Regions from separate parts of the Homo sapiens genome. Here region 2 is linked to region 1. The links are chromatin loops, found by intact Hi-C in ENCODE. Cell type or tissue: PC-3. All regions are shown on one strand. Links, peaks and the distances in the headings refer to the core of each region. The heading gives the core; the rest is flanking DNA. Region 1 overlaps CDC27 (cell division cycle 27). Region 2 overlaps KPNB1-DT (KPNB1 divergent transcript).

Region 1 (9,540 bases), core at 66-8,065:
AAAAATTAGCTGGGCATGGTGACACATGCCTGTAATCCCAGCTACTCCAGAGGCTGAGGCACGAGAATCACTTGAACCTGGGAGGCAGAGGTTGCCATGAGCCAAGATCACCCCACTGCACTCCAGCCTGGGCAAGAGAACAAGATTCTGTCTCAGAAAGAAAAAAAAAAAAAAAAAAAAGTAGAAAAAAAAGTAGAAGAACATGAATGGCACTGTGTTGTCTTGATTAAGAGAAATGGCTTCTGAGAGTCCCAAGGCCAGACTAGTCAGTTTTTTACAGACTAGACCTCCATATGCCAATTAGTTAAGGTGACTGTGGACAGTTGTAAAGAGTTGATATAACTCAATTTAAAATCACTGTAAATGAAAGTTAATTAAGCAGTTTATAATCCATTTAATCCCATTATCATTGCTCCAGTCAGAGTGATATTTATTGGAAACTTACTACCTGAAAGATAGAAGCAAGGAATTCTGAAAATAATGTCTGATTATATTAAAAGGAACTCAAAAGCTGGTATGAGTTCATCTGTAGGAAGAAAATGTCCTACCCTTAGAATGAGTTTAGAGCACATAAATCAGGAGCCTAATTTAAATTATAAATATTTAGAATTGTAGAGGCTGGGCGCGGTGGCTCACACCTGTAATCCCAGCACTTTGGGAGGCAGGTGGATCATCTGAGTCAGGAGTTTGAGAGTAGCCTAGCTAACATGGCAAAACCCTGTCTCTACTAAAAATACAAAAATTAGCCAGGGGTGGTGGTGGGCACCTGTAGTCCGAGCTACTCAGGAGACTGAAGCAGGAGAATCGCTTGAACCTGGGAGGTGGAGGTTGCAGTGAGCCAAGATCGTGCCATTGCACTCTAGCCTGGGTAATAGAGTGAGACTCCATCTCAAAAATAAATAAATAAGTATATATATAGTTAGAATTTTATAGTTGAAGCTCACAACTTAATGAAAAATGTAGTGCTGCTGTTTATTTTTAGGTTTACAAGAAGTTAGGTCAAACGCACCTCGCCCTGATGAATTTCTCTTGGGCTATGGATTTAGATCCTAAAGGAGCCAATAACCAGATTAAAGAGGCAATTGATAAGCGTTATCTTCCAGATGATGAGGAGCCAATAACCCAAGAAGAACAGATCAGTAAGTATCATACATATGATTTTGAGTATTTAGAAAGTTACCTTTTGCATAAGGATTTGTAGGCTACTCTTTTATTTTATTTTTCTAACCATGGTGTTTTCATTATACCAAATGGACTTTTAGGGAAATTGAACAGGGTGATGTAATAACAAAATGCATATAAAGTCAGATAATGAGTCTCTGTTCTGGATCTAGTTTGCTGTGTGACTTTGACAAATTCATTGCTAAGTTTTACCTGGACCTCAATTTATGTTTGAATATGTAACCAGTACTGTTTTATCTGCTTCATAAAAATGTAGTTTTTTAAATAACAGAATGGAGAAATTTCTGACAAGATAAATTCTGATTAGATGCCTTTGTTCCAGAAAACTTGGTGAAAGGCTTTAATTAAAATTATAAGCCATGGGGCCAGTCGCAGTGGCTCAGGCCTGTAATTCCAACACTTTGGGAGGTGGAGGTGGGTGGATCACCTGAGGTCAGGAGATGACACCAGCTGACCAACATGGTGAAACCTCGTCTCTACTAAAAATACAAAAATTAGCTGGGCGTGGTTGCGGGCGCCTGTAATCCTAGCTACTCGGGAGGCTGAGACAGGAGAATTGCTTGAACCCAGGAGGCTGAAGTTGCAGTGAGCCGAAATCACGCCATTGCACTCCAACCTGGATGACAAGAATGAAACTCTGTCTCAAAAAAAAAAAAAAAGTATATATATGCCAGGCATGATGGCTTGCGTATGTAATCGCAGCTACTCAGGAGGCTGAGGTGGGAGGATTGCTTGAGCCTAGGATTTCACGACTAGCCAGTGAGACCCTGTCTCTAAACAAATTTTTAAAAGTAGCTGGCTGTGGTGGTACGTGTCTATAGTCCCAGCTACTTGGGAGGCTGAGGCAGGAGAATCATACCACTTGAGCCCAGGAGTTTGAGGCTGCAGTGAGCTATGATTGTGCCACTGCACTCCAGCCTAGGTGACAGAGCAAGATAGATGATTGATTGATTGATTGACTGATAGACTGACCCCATAAACCTTTTGAAACTGAAGGTTATAGTCTGTGTTTCTGTGGACTAGCAGGGAGTATTCTTAAAGTGGAGTCAGTGATTGGAGGTTGGGGGAAATGTCAATTTTTTTTTTTTAATGTCTCAGAGAACTAGCTAGTTGTAATTCCTAGGGCAGGAATAAGGAACTCATTAGGAAGAGGCAGTTTTGGTAGTTAAAACTTAAAGGTAAAATGCAGTAAGCTAATATCAGACCTATTATAAAGTTAGGAAACTTGAGTTGCATTTTATTAAAGGATATGAGGATTTTTAAGGGCCTTTATTTAGGGTTTTATCTCTCTGAATATAATACAATTTTTCTTACTTGTTTTCATGAACCAACAGGACATATTTGTCAGAAAACTTACTGTGGACTTCTGTTTTATTTTTAAAGTGGGAACAGATGAATCCCAGGAGAGCAGCATGACAGATGCGGATGACACACAACTTCATGCAGCTGAAAGTGATGAATTTTAACTTCTGGAAATCAGACTTTTACAACTGGATGTGTGACTAGTGCTGACGTGTTTCTTGTCCCTCTGTATACTGAGTCTTTACTCTTGAGCTGGCGGTGTCATCGTCCGTCACTTATACCATGAGTGTGCCACTTTCATTGGACCCTGACTGTATACAGAATGAAAGGCAGTGCAATATTTAGCTGCTAACAAGACTGGCTCTTTTACCAGTATGAATGACAATTTATGGGGGGTAGGGTGGGGAACTTTCTTTTCTGTTTTTCTTTAATCTCCCTTTGTTGGAAAGTATCATGAAAGGAAGAGTTATGCTTTATCTTGAAGGAACCATTAGATATGGAAAATAGTGATGAACCAGAGTTTCTTGGTTGCTTTTTCAAAAATTTGTTTTTATTTGGTTCTGTTCCTGATAAACAGAGTAACTGACCTTCATTTCTAGGTTCTTCAAGAATGGTGTTTGCAAGTGCCAGATGGAACAATAAAAGACGTTGCCTATAACAGTGACTTGATTGCCAAGGAATGTAAATTACCTTAAACTTGCAGTATCTCCCATAAACAAATGTAATGGGCATATTGGGACTCGTATGTAGGAATCAAATATCCCTCCATACAGTGTACTCTTATTCTTGGCAAGAATGCTTTAATGTCTAACCAAGAATTTTAATTTATTCATCTTGCTTCAAAGTGTTGATCATTGTTGTCTTGGTATTGCAAACTTTAAAATTGTTTCTTACCATATTGCCTCTTCTCTTTGAGCTCTGTGGGATCACCTTTAACATTCAGAGATGATAGAGTGGTTCCCCACTGAGAAGCCAAAACAAGGCCCTTAATAACCCCTTAAGTTCACCATATGAATCAGAAGGAGAACACTAAAGTGGAGAGACTTTTAAGAGATCATGATAGTGAAAGCCTTAATATAATCAGAATTGTACCATAACCTTGAATCTATATTTGTTCAAAACATCCCTTTGACTTTTCTAAGTGTTTGCTTAAGCAGAGTGTAAGAATGTGTGGTTACCTTTGGTTGAGATCCTTTCCATTCTTTTTGACTCTCTGCTTCAGATTTTTTCAGTAGTGTGAGTCACCAAAACATTTACTAAGAGTAATTGGGTTTAGGATGTTGGAAATTTTTAGCTTGGGGGAAAAAACATTCTTATGAAGGAGATAGGTTCTCTTCTGAGTTTGTCATAATATAGATTGGTGTCTTTGGAAAATGGCCACAATTTTAAGAATTCAATTATGCATATAAAATGATAATTATTGGAATTCCACAGTAACAGATTTAAACAGTCTTAAATTGTTTATCTCCTTTACTGTAATGTATTGAAATTTTTAGAGAAATTTTAGTTGTTAACATTTTATTAAGTGCCAGTGTCAGAATATAACAAATTATAGTTTCTTATGAATGACAGGCCTACAGTTATTATTCTGGATTATTTGATGGAGGACAAACTTACCTGTATTTGTTAGTCAAGCTGTGAAAATAAGGTGGATTACAAAAGATGTGAAAAAAATTTTAGTCTGTAGACTCAGTAATTTTCTATAATTTACTGTTAATCTCATTTGAACATGGATTAGGTACAATTTATAAATTAATTCAAGTCAGGGTCTTTAGGTATCAGGTGCCAGAGAGATATTTAACAGATTTCCCTACCTAAATTTATGTATATGTACTGTCTAAAACAATACTTTTTTAAAAAAAAGGAACAGTTGGGAGAAAATAAATATAATGAAAAATTCCCAGAGGCTAGCACTTGGATTCTAACACGTATGCTATTGTATTATCCATTAGTTCTGTAATATTTAATTTTAGATTCTTTTATTTTTTTAATTGGCAAAGCACAAGGTGCTGTATAACAGTGTCATTTAGAGTTTTATAGAAAGCTTCAACCTGAGTTCTGCGTTATAAAGCCTGGAGAAAGCTAAGCTTAGAACATAACTTGCTGAAGTATAATTATCTTTTTGTAGCAGGAATTTATGTGCCAGAGGTGAGAGTCTTTCTGGTACTGATTTTTTGAGACCAAGGATAAAAGGATCGTTTTGTAAGACATGCCATGGCAATGGCTGGTTGGGGGACAGTTTCCGCCCAAGCTTGGCCTATTTTATTTTTCCTCATACCTACTTTCAAAGTCATTTAGGTATTTGAAGCCTTATTTCCCACGTAGTAACACTTTCTGGCTTTTGCAGTTTCTTTTTTTGTTTGGTTTTGTTTTTTGCATGGAATGGGGATCAAACAACCCGAAGAAGAACACATTTTGATCAAGCAAAATGTTTGCTTCAAATTTCAGAAGTTTATTTTACAGAAATTAAATTAAGTAGTTTGACATCCTTTTCTCTGTTTCACACATATATTAGGTTGGTGCATAAGTAATTGTGGTTTTTGCCATGACTTTTATGGCAAAACCTGCAATTACTTTTGCACCAACTTAATACATCTATATACATATATATATACGCGCACACACTTGTTCAGAAGTTATGTTGTGGCCTTGGATTTGTTTTTCCCCTTGGAAATGGTTCTTAACTCTGGGATTTTAGAAGGTTAGAATATTTTTTCAAGAGAACAGTGGTACTCAAAAGAATGAAAGGTGGTCCCTACATTTTCTGTATTCATCACTTAAAATTTTTAATTTTTCCGAGAACTACAAGTAACATTTGAACCATGCTGCTGTTGTACCTTAAACAAAAACTCAGTGATAACCAGTATTTAGTCTATTAAAAATGCTCTTTTTGAAGAAAAAAGTTTGGAAGTCTCTGATTAGCCAGAGTATAGTATGAGTCTTCACTGAGAAATATGGTGACCCATTTTCTTTGTGAAAACCTGGGAAAATGCAAGTGTGGGTATGAAGTGTGTGTTCTGTTTGCATTGAAACAATGTAATTTTGTGTCTTCTTTTTGCTTTAACTGACTTATTTCAGAAATTGTACAGTGTTGAGGGGGAAAGTCTTTTCTGTTAATATATTTGCAATTCATTAAAGGATATGGAAAATCCAAATAAGTTACTTTTGAAAGCAATTTATAATCAAGTTGTTAAAGCTATATGAAAGCTGTGCCATCTGTATTTTAATAAGAAGGCACAGAAAAACAGAGATACAGTTTTATGTTTCACAAAAAACTAGAGCAATGTTTATCTAATTTTTTAAAACTTACACTCTTAATATATTTATATTTTTAAACGGTCATACTCTTTTTTAGTATTATTTGGAATATCAAAATAAATACTATGACAAAAACAATGGTAATTTTTAGAATACCTTTTTTCAAACTACAGAAGCCCCTTACCAACCAGCAGCTGCGAATTTGCAAGTCAACTGCTTATTCTTTGATCACGTGATTTCTGAAATTTCTTCAAAAGGGACACAAAGGTTTTTTTGTTCCAATTAGAATCTATTTAAAAAGGTCAGGATCTGAAAGAAGTAAGATGTAGAAACTAAATTTTACTCTAATTTGAAATTTTTTTTTTTTTGGTATCTTGGAGAAAGTACAAAGAGCTGAAGGGTTTTATTCAGACTTGAAGAAAAGGCAGTAACAGGGAAAAACATGTGAAGGTGGGGTGAGCTGGGCAGTTCCAAGGGGAACAATGCAGACCTCATAACCTTCCCTAGGACCTGCCATTTAATGTCAGCTGAACAAGGATAAACAGCAGCTTAGACATGGAGCTATTCTTTGGCTTGTTTAGCTGACAACTTATGGTTCATGAAGGTTCAGTATAGGTTTTATTTTTCTTTGTAAGTGCAAACTTTGTTTAAAAGCTATGTTTGCTGAGATCCTGGTCTATGGATTGTGTTACTTGCTTTGTGGATGGTATTTTCAATTCTCATCACTAGAAGGTAGGTATTACTTCATTTTACAAAACAGAAAACAGGCTCAGCTATTAAATGATAAAACTGGGCACTTTTGGCATTAGTGTATGTTCAGAATCTTATATTTTAGTTTTGGACTTCCTCTGGAGGTTTCAAGTCATATTTAATGGTAACTGTAAGTTGTCTTCTCTAGCATTTTTTTAAAGACAGTCTCGCTCTGCCCCGCATCCTGGAGTGCAGTAGTATGATCATAGCTCACTGCAGCCTCGAACTCCTGGACTCAAGCAATCCTCCCACCTCAGCCACCCAGGTAGCCAGGACTAAACATGCACCACGACACCTGGCTCATTTTTTATTTTTTATTTTTGTAGAGTCAGGGTATTGCTATGTTGCCCAGGCTAATCTCAAACTCCTGGCCTCAAGCAATCCTCCCACCTCAGCCTCCCAAAGCACTGAGATTATAAGCGTGAGTCACCTCACCCAGCCCTCTAGCCTTTTTTTTTTTTTTTTTTTTTTTTTGAGATAGAGTTTCGCTCTTGTTGCCCAGGCTGGAGTGCAGTGGCGCGATCTCGACTCACCGCAACCTCCACCTCCCAGGTCCAAGCGATTCTCCTGCCTTAGCCTCCTGAGTAGCTGGGACTACAGGCATGTGCCACCACGCCCAGCTAATTTTTGTATTTTTAGTAGAGACGGGCTTTCCATGTTGGTCAGGCTGGTCTCAAACTCCCGACCTCAGGTGATCCGCCCACCGTGGGCTCCCAAAGTGTTGGGATTACAGGCTTGAGCCACCGCATCTGGCCCTCTCTAGCATTTTTTTTTTTTTTTTTTTTTTGAGACGGAGTCTCGCTCTGTCACCCAGGCTGGAGTGCAGTGGCGCAGTCTTGGCTCACTGCAAGCTCCCAGGGTTCACGCCATTCTGCTGCCTCAGCCTCCCGAGTAGCTGCGACTACAGGCGCTCCCCGCGACGCCTGGCTAATTTTTTTTGTATTTTTAGTAGAGACGGTTTCACCATGTTAGCCAGGATGGTTTTGGTCTCTTGACCTCGTGATCTGCCCACCTCGGCCTCCCAAAGTGTTGAGATTACAGGCGTGAGCCACCGCGCCCAGCCTAGCATTTTTAAATATAAAGTCTACTGTAGGCCAATATCAAGGTCCAGGTTTTACAGAGGAAACTTTATTATTAATCAGCCAGATCTGTTGTAGTATAGTCCTTTGTTAGGGCTTTGATCTATGTGCTGCTTCTCTTCTGCCACTGAAATTGGAATATATTTTCCCTCTTTGAGTGACTAGGATTTGCTTTAAAGTAGAAAGTTATAAATCTTCAATTTTCTTTCAGTTCTTGCATTTTTATTAACTTCCTCTATTGCAAGCATTCTTTTTTTTTTTTTTTTTTTTTTTTTTTTTTTTTTTTTTGGAGACAAGGTTTTGCTCTGTTATTCAGGCTGGAATGCAGTGGCACGATCACAGCTCACTGCATCTTCTACCTCCCAAGTTCAAGGGATCCTCCTGCCTTAGCCTCCCAAGTAGTTGGGACTACAGGCATGCCCCACCACTCCCAGCTAATTTTTTGTGTTTTTGTAGAGATGGGGTATTGCCATATTGCCCAGGCTGGTCTCAGACTCATGGGCTCAAGCAGTTCGCCCGCCCCAGCCTCAAGCATCCTTTTAATATTCAACACTCTTAGGAAAAATGTAGGCCAGACGTTGTGGCTCACACCTGTAATCCCAGCACTTTGGGTGGCCGAGATGTGCGGATGAGCCCGAGTTAGAGACCAGCCTGGGCCGCATAATAAGACCCCGTCTGTATTAAAAAAAGAGAGGGAGAGAGAAAAATGGGCCGGGCGCGGTGGCTCACACCTGTAATCCCAGCACTTTGGGAGGCCAAGGCAGATGGATCACGAGGTCAGGAGATCCAGGTCATCCTGGCCACCATGGTGAAACCCCGTCTCTACTAAAAATACAAAAATTAGCCAGGTGTGGTGGCGTGCGCCTGTAGTCCCAGCTACTCTGTAGGCTGAGGTAGGAGAATCACTTGAACCTGGGAGATGAAGGTTGCAGTGAGCCGAGATCGCACCATTGCACTCCAGCCTGTGTGACAGGGCGAGACTCCATCTCAAAAAAAAAAAAAAAAAAAAAAAAAAAAAATAGAAAAGAAAAGAAGAAAGAGAAATGTAGGCTGGGCACCGTGGCTCATGCCTGCAATGTTAGCACTTTCGGAGGCTAAGGGTGATGGATCACTTGAGCCAAGGAGTTCAAGACCAGCCTGGGTAACATAGTGAGACCCCCATCTCTACAAAAAATGGGTAAAAATTAACCAGGCATGGTGGAGTGCACCTCTGGTCCCAGCTACTTGGAAGGCTGAGGTGAGAGGATCACTTGAGCCTCAGAGGTTGAAGCTGCAGTGAGCCATGATGGCACTGCTGTACCCAGCCTGGGTGGCAGAGTAAGACCCTGTCTCAAAGGAAAAAAGAAAAATGTATTTATGGCCGGGAGCGTGGCTCACGCCTGTAATACCAGCACTTTGGGAGGCCAAGGCAGGCGGATCATGAGGTCAGGAGATCAAGACCATCCTGGCTAACACAGTGAAACCCTGTCTCTACTAAAAAAAAAAAAAAAAAAAAAAAAAAAAAAAAAAAAAAAAAAAATTAGCTGGGCGTGGTGGCGGGCGTCTGTAGCCCCAGCTACTTGGGAGGCTGAGGCAGGAGAATGGCATGAATCCAGGAGGCGGAGCTTGTAGTGAGCCGAGATCGCGCCACTGCACTCCAGCCTGGATGACAAAGCGAGACTCCGTTTCAGAAAAAAAAGGAAAAAAAAAAAAGAAAAATGTATTTATGACACTTGCTAAAGATCATAAGACACAATGGGGGGCATGGACATAGGTATAGGGCCTACTGCAATGGGGTCTTGCAGTAGGGGAGAGAGATAGGACTCTGATTTTAACAGGGACAAGTGGAGGTGTATATCCAAGGAACAGAATGGGGTCAGTTGATGGAAAATTACTAAGAGAAAACATCAAAGATAAGGGGTTTCTGGCTAAACTGACTTGATAGGATTATTGCTGGAAGCTGACTACATTGATAAGATATCAAAGATGG
Region 2 (8,000 bases), core at 1-8,000, 520 kb before region 1:
GGGAGTTCAGGGAAAGCTTAGCTGAGGAAGGGAAGAGAGTTACTCAGGTGAAGAAGAGAGGAATAGTGTGTATGGAGACTCTCGTGGGAAGGAGCTTGGGGATTACAAGTTACTGCAAGAATGCCAGTGTCCCCAAAACAGAGAACAAGGGATTGAGTTGAGCTAGTTTTGAGTGGAGGCAAGACCATATAAGATCTTCCCTGCCATGCAAGTGGTTTTGTCTATATCCTAAGAGCAAAGGAGAGCTATTGAAAGGTTTTAAGAAGGATGGTCATTACAATGTCGAGATTGGGTGGGAAGGGGAAAGAGCAGATGCAGGGAGACCAGTTAGGAGGCCGTTGCAGTAATCACATAGGACATGATACTTGTGAAAAGGAGAAGGGTGGAAGTAATGGTAGAAACACAAAGAGATATCGAAATTAATTGAGCTTGGTGATTTTTTTTTTTTTTTTTTTTTTTGAGACAGGATCTCGCTTTGTCTCCCAGGCTAGAATGCAGTGGCATGAAGAACTTTGCGATTGATTGAAAGAAGAGGGAAGTGTCCACTGGTCCCTACTAGATTTCTGGCTTGCACTGCAGAATGGGTGGTGGTGCCACTTTGCAGTGTTTCCCAAGTGGGAGGAGTTGGTGGCCACATGGTTTAGTAGGATGGGGAGGATTACACCGAGACTTCAAGTTGCATTTCCTTGAACTATGTATGGATTACATCAGGCTTTTTTTTAGACAGGGTCTTACACTGACCCAAGCCGGAGTACAGTGGCGCAATCTTGGCTCACTGCAGCCTCCACCACCGCTATTCAAGCTGGGACTACAGGCACATGCCACCACACCCAGCTAATTTTTGTAGAGACATGGTCTCACCATGTTGTCCAGGCTGTCTTGAACTCCTGAGCTCAAGCAGTCCACCTGACTCAGCCTCCTAAGTGCTGAGATTACAGGCGTGAGTTACTGCGCCCAGATGCTTTCTTCTTTCTCAGATTATCAAAGAAATATATGTTCCTCACTGTAGGAATTTTGAAAAGGAATTCCGCAGAAACCACCTGCAACCTCAAATTATATCCACCATTAAAATATTGGCATATTTTCCCCAAAATGGTTCTATTTTAAATGGAAACCAAAATATTCCTATGTATCATTTCTTGTTGACTCCAAAAAATGTACTTTTAATGATTTTATTTATTTATTTATTTATTGAGACTGGATCTTGCTCTGTTGCCCAGGCTGAAATGCAATGGCATGATCTTGGCTCACTGCAGCCTCAACCTCCCGGGCTCAAACAGTCCTCCTCCCTTAGCCTCCCAAAAAGCTGGGACTACAGGTGTGAGCCACTGCACCTGGCTAATTTTGTTCATTTTTTTGTAGAGACAGGGTCTCCCTATGTTGCCCAGACAGGTCTTAAACTCCTGGACTCAAGTGATCCTCCTGCCTCTGCCTCCCAAGATGCTGGGATTATAGACATGAGCCACCTTGCTCCGCCCTTTTAAGAATTTTAAATTGACTCAACTCTTTATCAAGTTGCATTGAAAAGATAATATGAATTAAACATATGTGAACTGGCCCCAGTACATTTTCACACTGGTAGTGCAATGCAGAAGTGAAGCCTTTTAACTTTGACTTAACCTTTAAAAAAGGTACCTACTGATAGAATAAGCTAAAAGTTGCAAATCGTTGAAGTATGTCCACTGGGTCCCAAAACTGGAAGTTCACTGAGGCCTGTCTTCCTGGCCAGGTGTCACAGGGAATCCTGTACTCTGGCCCAGGGCTATTCTATCTTTTCTGTTTTTTTTTTTATATGTATAATTGCATAATGCTCTATTTTGATTGTCTGCCTTGTACAATTTGTATGTATGCATGTATCTTTTGTCCTGAGTTAGACTATGACTCAGGGTTTCTCAACCTTGATTATTTTGGACAACATAATTCTTTTTTTTGTGGGTGTTGGGGGGCGGTGGTGGCAGAGAGCAGAGTCTCACTCTTGTTCAGACTGGAGTGCCATGGCGTGATCTTGGCTCACTGTGACCTCTGCCTCCCAGTAGCTGGGTAACCTCCTGAGTAGCTGGGATTACAGGCATGCACCACCACACATGGCTAATTTTTGTATTTTTTGTAGAGACGGGGTTTTGCTGTGTTGCCCAGGCTTGTATCGAACTCCTGGCCTCAAGTGATCCACCCGCTTCGGTTTCCCAAAGTGCTGGGATTATAGGCATGAGCCACTGTGCCTGCCCTCACATAATTACCTTTGGGGAAGCTGTCCTGTTCATTTCAGAATGTTTAGCAGCATTTCTGGCCCCTGCCTACTAAGTTCCACTGGCTCGTCTCCCACCAAGTCATGGTGGGACAATCAAAAATGTCTCCAGATGTTACAGAATAACTCCTAGGAAGGGAGTGAATCCCTGCTAAATCCTCCCCACAATTGAGAACCACATTTATAGCTCCTCAAGGTTAGAAGCCATGTCATATAAATTCCTGTGTTTCCTGCCTAGCACATAGTAAGCATTTTTATTGTCCAAACAATATCATTGCTTCATGAAAATAATAGCTTTTTTTTTTTTTTTTGAGACCGACTTTCGCTCTTGTTTCCCGGGCTGGAGTGCAATGGCACGATCTTGGCTCACCGCAACCTCCGCCTCCTGCGTTCAAGCGGTTCTTCTGCCTCAGCCTCCCGAGTAGCTGAGATTACAGGCATGTGCCACCATGCCCAGCTAATTTTTTTGTGTTTTTAGTAGAGACGCGGTTTCTCCATGTTGGTCAGGCTGGTCTCGAACTCCTGACCTCAGGTGATCCACCTGCCTCGGCCTCCCAAAGTGCTGGGATTACAGGCGTGAGCCACTGCACACGGCCCTTTTTTTTTTTTTTTTTTTTTTTTTGAGACAGCATCTTGCTCTGTCACCCAGGCTGGAGTGCAGTGATGTGATCCCACTGTAGCCTTGAACTTCCCGCTTAAGTGATCCTCCCACCTCAGCCTCCTCAGTAGCTGGGACTACAGGTGTGTGCCACCACACCTGGCTAATTTTTGGGGTGTGTTGGGGGGTATTTTTTGTAGAAATGGGGTTTTGTCATGTTGCCCGGGCTGGTCTCAAACTCCTGGGCTTAAGTGAACCTCCCACCTCCCAAAGTGCTAGTATTATAGGTATGAGCCACTGCACCCAGCCTGATGTTTTTAAAACACTTACTCTTTGTATTGTTCAAGGCTCTTTACATATAGTAACTCATTTAATCCTCCCAGCAACCCTCCAAAATAGGTACTCCTATTGTGCCTTTTTTACAGTCAAGAAACTAAGGCTTGGCCAGGTGCGGTGGCTCATGCCTGTAATCCCAGCACTTTGGGAGGCCGAGGCGGCGAGGCGGGTGGATCATGAGGTCAGGAGTTCAAGACCAGCCTGGCCAAGACGATGAAACCCCGTCTCTACGAGAAAATACAAAAAAATTAGCCGGGCATGGTGGTGGACACCTGTAATCCCAGCTACTCGGGAGGCTGAGGCAGGAGAATTGCTTGAACCAAGGAGGTGGAGGTTGCAGTGAGCCAAGATCGCGCCACTGCACTCCAGCCTGGGCGACAGAACGAGACTCCCTCTCAAAAAAAAGACAAAAAACGAAAAAGGAAACTAAGGCTCAAAGAGTTTAGGTTAGTTGCTTAAGGTCACCCAGCTGAGAGAAGTGACACCTGGGATCTGAATACTACTAGCCCAGGTAGTCTGGCTACAGATTCTGGGCTGTCAACCATTTTGCTGTATACTGCTTCTAAATACAAAGAAAAGAATTAACTCATGACAGTGCTTTCAAAAAGCCTCATGTTATCCATCTGCCCACAAAATTTGCATAGACAAACATATGGTAAAAATAAAATTTCCTGGCCAGGCACAGTGGCTCACGCCTGTAATCCTAGCACTTTGGGAGGCTGAGGCGGGTGGATCACCTGAGGTCGGGAATTCAAGACCATCCTGACCAACATGGAAAAACCCCGACTCTATTAAAAATACAAAATTAGCTGGGCATGGTGTTGCATGCCTGTAATCCCAGCTACTTGGGAGGCTGAGGCAGAAAAATCGCTTGAACCTGGGAGGTGGAGGTTGTGGTGACCCAAGATTGCGCCATTGCTTCCAGCCTGGGCAACAAGAGTGAAACTCCATCTCAAAAAAAATAAAAAATAAAAATAAATAAATAAAATTTCCTATTCTGCCACAAAACATGATACAGTATAGCAAAGCATGTTGCTGTGTTGCTGAAATTTTCTAAGTTTGAATGGCTGCATCCTAGTCTATCAAGAGGATAAACAATAAACTAATGTAACCAGTCCCTTGTTATTGGGCATATGGGTTGTTGCTGATATTTATTTGAAACATAACTGTTTTTGAAATATAATTTACATGCAGAAAGTGCACCAATTTTAAGAGTACAGTTTGGTAAGTTTTGACAGATGTATAAACCTGTGCTACCACTACCACAGTCAAGATACTGACCATCGGATCACCTTTGTTCCTTTCTGTGGTAATGTGCTGGAGCTAGCTAGTACCAGCTCAGGAGAGCCAAATATGTACATCTCTTCCCAAATCTACATTAGTAACATCGTATTAGTAGCTCAAAGTTGGTCATGGTGGGAGTATTTACACCACAGAAAACAGTAAGTACCACAAATCCAGGCTTTTTCTTTCTTTCTTTTTTTGGGAACCAATTTACCAGCACCATGACTTACACTCCTTTGCAATCAACCTCCTACATCCTACAGCCACAGTCTACTTGTGGACATTATTTTATTTTGTGTTCTCTAGAATTTTATGTAAGTAAAATCGTGCCATATGTACTCTTTGGTGCTTCTTTTGCTCCGTGTGTTTTTGAAATGAAGCACATTGTTATGCATAGCAGTAGTTCATCCCTTTTCATCGTTTTCCATTGCATGGATGTACCACACATTTATTCATTCATCTGGTGATGGACATTTGGGTTGCTTCCATTTGGGATTACTATAAATAAACTTGTCATAAATATTTATGTGCCAGTCATTGGATGGACAAGTTTGAATTTTCTTGGAAAAATAGCTAGGAGTAGAGTTGCTGGGTCATATGTTAAGCTTATATTTTTATATAAGGAGCTGCTAACCTGTTTTCCAAAGTGGTTTGAGACAGGATTTTGCTGTGTTGCCCAGCCTGGAGTGCAGTGACCTACAGCCTCAACCTGCCCAGCCAATCTTCTCACCTCAACACCCCAAGTAACTGGGACCACTGGTGCATGCCACCACTCCTGGCTAATTTTATTTTTTGTAGAGACAGGGTCTCACTGTGTTGCTCAGGCTGATCTTGAACTCCTGGGCTCAAGTGATCCTCTCACCTTGGCCTCCCAAGGTGCTGGGAATACAGGTGTGAGCCAATGCACCCAGTCAGTCTTGTCTTTTTAGTTTTAGACATTCTAGTGGGTGGATGTATAGTGTTATCTCATTGTGTGTATTTTTAAATTGCCTTTATTGTGGTATAATATATTTTTTAAAATGCAGGTTTTAGGTTTCTATGCTAATCTGATCACCATCACAATCAAGATAGTGAACATTTCTATCACCACCAAAAGTTCTTGTGTCACTTCCAAACGACTCTCCTCCTCCACCTCCATCTCCAGGCAACCACCAATCTGTCCTCTGTCATCATAGATTGGATTTGTCTCTTTTTTTTTTTTTTTTGAGGCAGGGTCTCACTCTGTCACCCAGGCTGGAGTGCAGTGATGCAGTCTCGACTCACTGCAACCTCCATTTCCTGGGTCAAGCAGTCCTCCCACCTCAGCCTCCTGAGTAGCTGAAACTATAGGAATGTGCCACCATACCCGGCTAATTTTTGTGTTTTTTGTAGAGACAGGGTTTTGCTATATTGCCCAGGCTGGTTTCAAACCCTGGACTGAAGTGATCCTTCTGTCTCAGCCTCCCCAAAGTGCCGGAATTACAGACATGAGCCACCACGCCTGGCCAGATTTGTCTTTTTTTAGACTTTTGTATAAATAGAATCATAAAACATGTACTATTTTTGTGTCTGTTGTCGTTTGCTTAGTGTGAGATTCATCCAGTTGTTCCATGTATCAATAGTTTGTTCCTTTTTCTTGCTGAGTAATATTCTGATGTAGGAATTTGCCAGAATTGGCTTAGTCATTCTCCTGTTTATGGACATTTGGATTATGTCTGGGGCTACTATGAATTAATGCTGTTTTGAACGTTTTTGTGTAAGTCTTTGTGTGGACATCTGTTTGTTTGTTTGTTTTGAGACAAAGTCTCACTCTGTCATCCAGGCTGGAGTGCAATAGGGTGATCTCGGCTCACTGCAACCTCAGCCTCCCGAGTAGTTGGGATTACAGGCATGTGCCACCATGCCTAGCTAATTTTTTTTGTATTTTTTTGCAGAGACGGGGTTTCACCATGTTAGCCCAGCTGGTCTTGAACTCCTGACCTCAAGTGATCCACCTGCCTCAGCCTCCCAGAGTGCTGGGATTACAGGCATGAGCCACCGTGCCCAGCTTGGACATGTGCTTTTATCTTATTTCCACCTAGGAGTGGAAATGCTAGGTCATATGGTGCGCATATATTTATAAGAAACTGCCTAACTCTTTTCCAAAGTTGCTGTATTACTGTACATTTCTACCACAGATGTTTGAGAGTTTTAGTTGCTCCACATTTTCATAAACACTTGATATTGTCAGTCTTTTTAATTTTAGCCATTCTAGTCATAGTATTTCATTATGGTTTAAATTTGCATTTCTATGATGACCTAATGATGTTGAACATTTTTTTTTTTTTTTTTAGATGGAGTCTCACTCTGTCACCCAGGCTGGAGTACGGTGGCATGATCTCGGCTCACTGCAAGCTCCGCCTCCCGGGTTCACGCCATTCTCCTGCCTCAGCCTCCCTAGTAGCTGGGACTACAGGTGCCCACCACCACGCCCGGCTAATTTTTTGTATTTTTAGTAGATGCAGGGTTTCACTGTGTTAGCCAGGATGGTCTTGATCTCCTGACCTCATGATCTGCCCGCCTCGGCCTCCCAAAGTGCTGGGATTACAGGCTTGAGCCACCGCGCCCGGCCAATGATGTCGAACATTTTTTACCAGTCTACTGACCATCATATATCTTATTTTGTGAAATACCTGTTTAAATATTTTGCCCATTAAAAAAAAAATTGATCTAGGCCGGGTGCAGTGGCTCACACCTATAATCCCAGCATTTTGGAAGTCCAAGTGGGGTGGATCATCTGAGGTAAGGAGTTCAAGACCAGCCTGGACAACATGGCGAAACCCCATATCTATTGAAAATACAAAAATTAGCTGGGGGTGGTGGTGTGTGCCTGTAATCCCAACTATGATGCCTAGAACAGGACAAAACAAAATCTAAACTTTAAACAGAGGATACATATTCTCAGAGATATAACAATGTTGTATCAATGAAATAAGAACAGGTTTTTTTTTAAAAAAGAACATTGGAGAATAAAACATCTAAAAAATATGATAACCATTAACTTTAATCAATGAGTTGGAAGATAAAATTGAGAAAATAGCTTTTTAAAAAACCCTAAAAGCCAGAAAAATTTTTTAAAAACTAAAGGTGGCCCAGTAAGACTAATACTCAATTAAGAAGCATTACAGAGGGCCGGGTATGGTGGCTCACACCTGTAATCCCAGCACTTTGAGAGGCCGAGGTGGGCAGATCACAAGGTCAGGAGTTCGATACCAGCCTGACCAACATGGTGAAGCCCCATCTCTACTAAAAATACAAGAATTAGCCGGGCATGGTGGCGCATGCCTGTAATCCCAGCTACTCGGGAAGCTGAGGAAGGAGGATTGCTTGAACCCCCGAGGCGGAGGTCACAGTGAGCCGAGATTGCGTCAGTACACTCCAGCCTGGGTGACAGAGTGAGGCTCTGTCTCAAAAAAAAAAAGAAGCGTTATAATGATATGGAACATAGAGAAATGGAGAGAAAGCAATCATCAAAGGAAAAATTCAAGAAGTCATCTCAGATCTGAATGGCCTAGATTT

Evidence for each region. A loop is a pair of places that touch in the nucleus more often than their neighbours do. Peaks named below come from ENCODE experiments on the same cell type or tissue, not always from the same donor. Only the 100,000 strongest peaks of a DNase experiment are listed, where the experiment ranks them.
Region 2: it touches region 1 in a loop (18-fold over the local background); 2 of 110 quality-filtered maps call a loop at or near these places.

The regions. Positions count from the first base shown.
Region 1 is chr17:47,114,043-47,123,582 of GRCh38, reverse strand. It overlaps CDC27 (cell division cycle 27), which reads left to right. Exons shown (of 19, transcript NM_001256.6): 18 at 983-1,139; 19 at 2,566-5,880. The coding sequence ends at 2,648. Among named protein-coding and RNA genes, the nearest start is that of CDC27, 70 kb to the left of the region's middle. RefSeq lists an enhancer at 3,173-3,783. In PC-3, for the core only: no CTCF peak of the experiment used is centred there; a DNase peak (open chromatin) is centred at 3,692; H3K27ac peaks cover 689 bases.
Region 2 is chr17:47,637,211-47,645,210 of GRCh38, reverse strand. The region is part of intron 1 of KPNB1-DT (KPNB1 divergent transcript); the gene reads left to right. Among named protein-coding and RNA genes, the nearest start is that of KPNB1-DT, 8.2 kb to the left of the region's middle. In PC-3, for the core only: no CTCF peak of the experiment used is centred there; no DNase peak of the experiment used is centred there.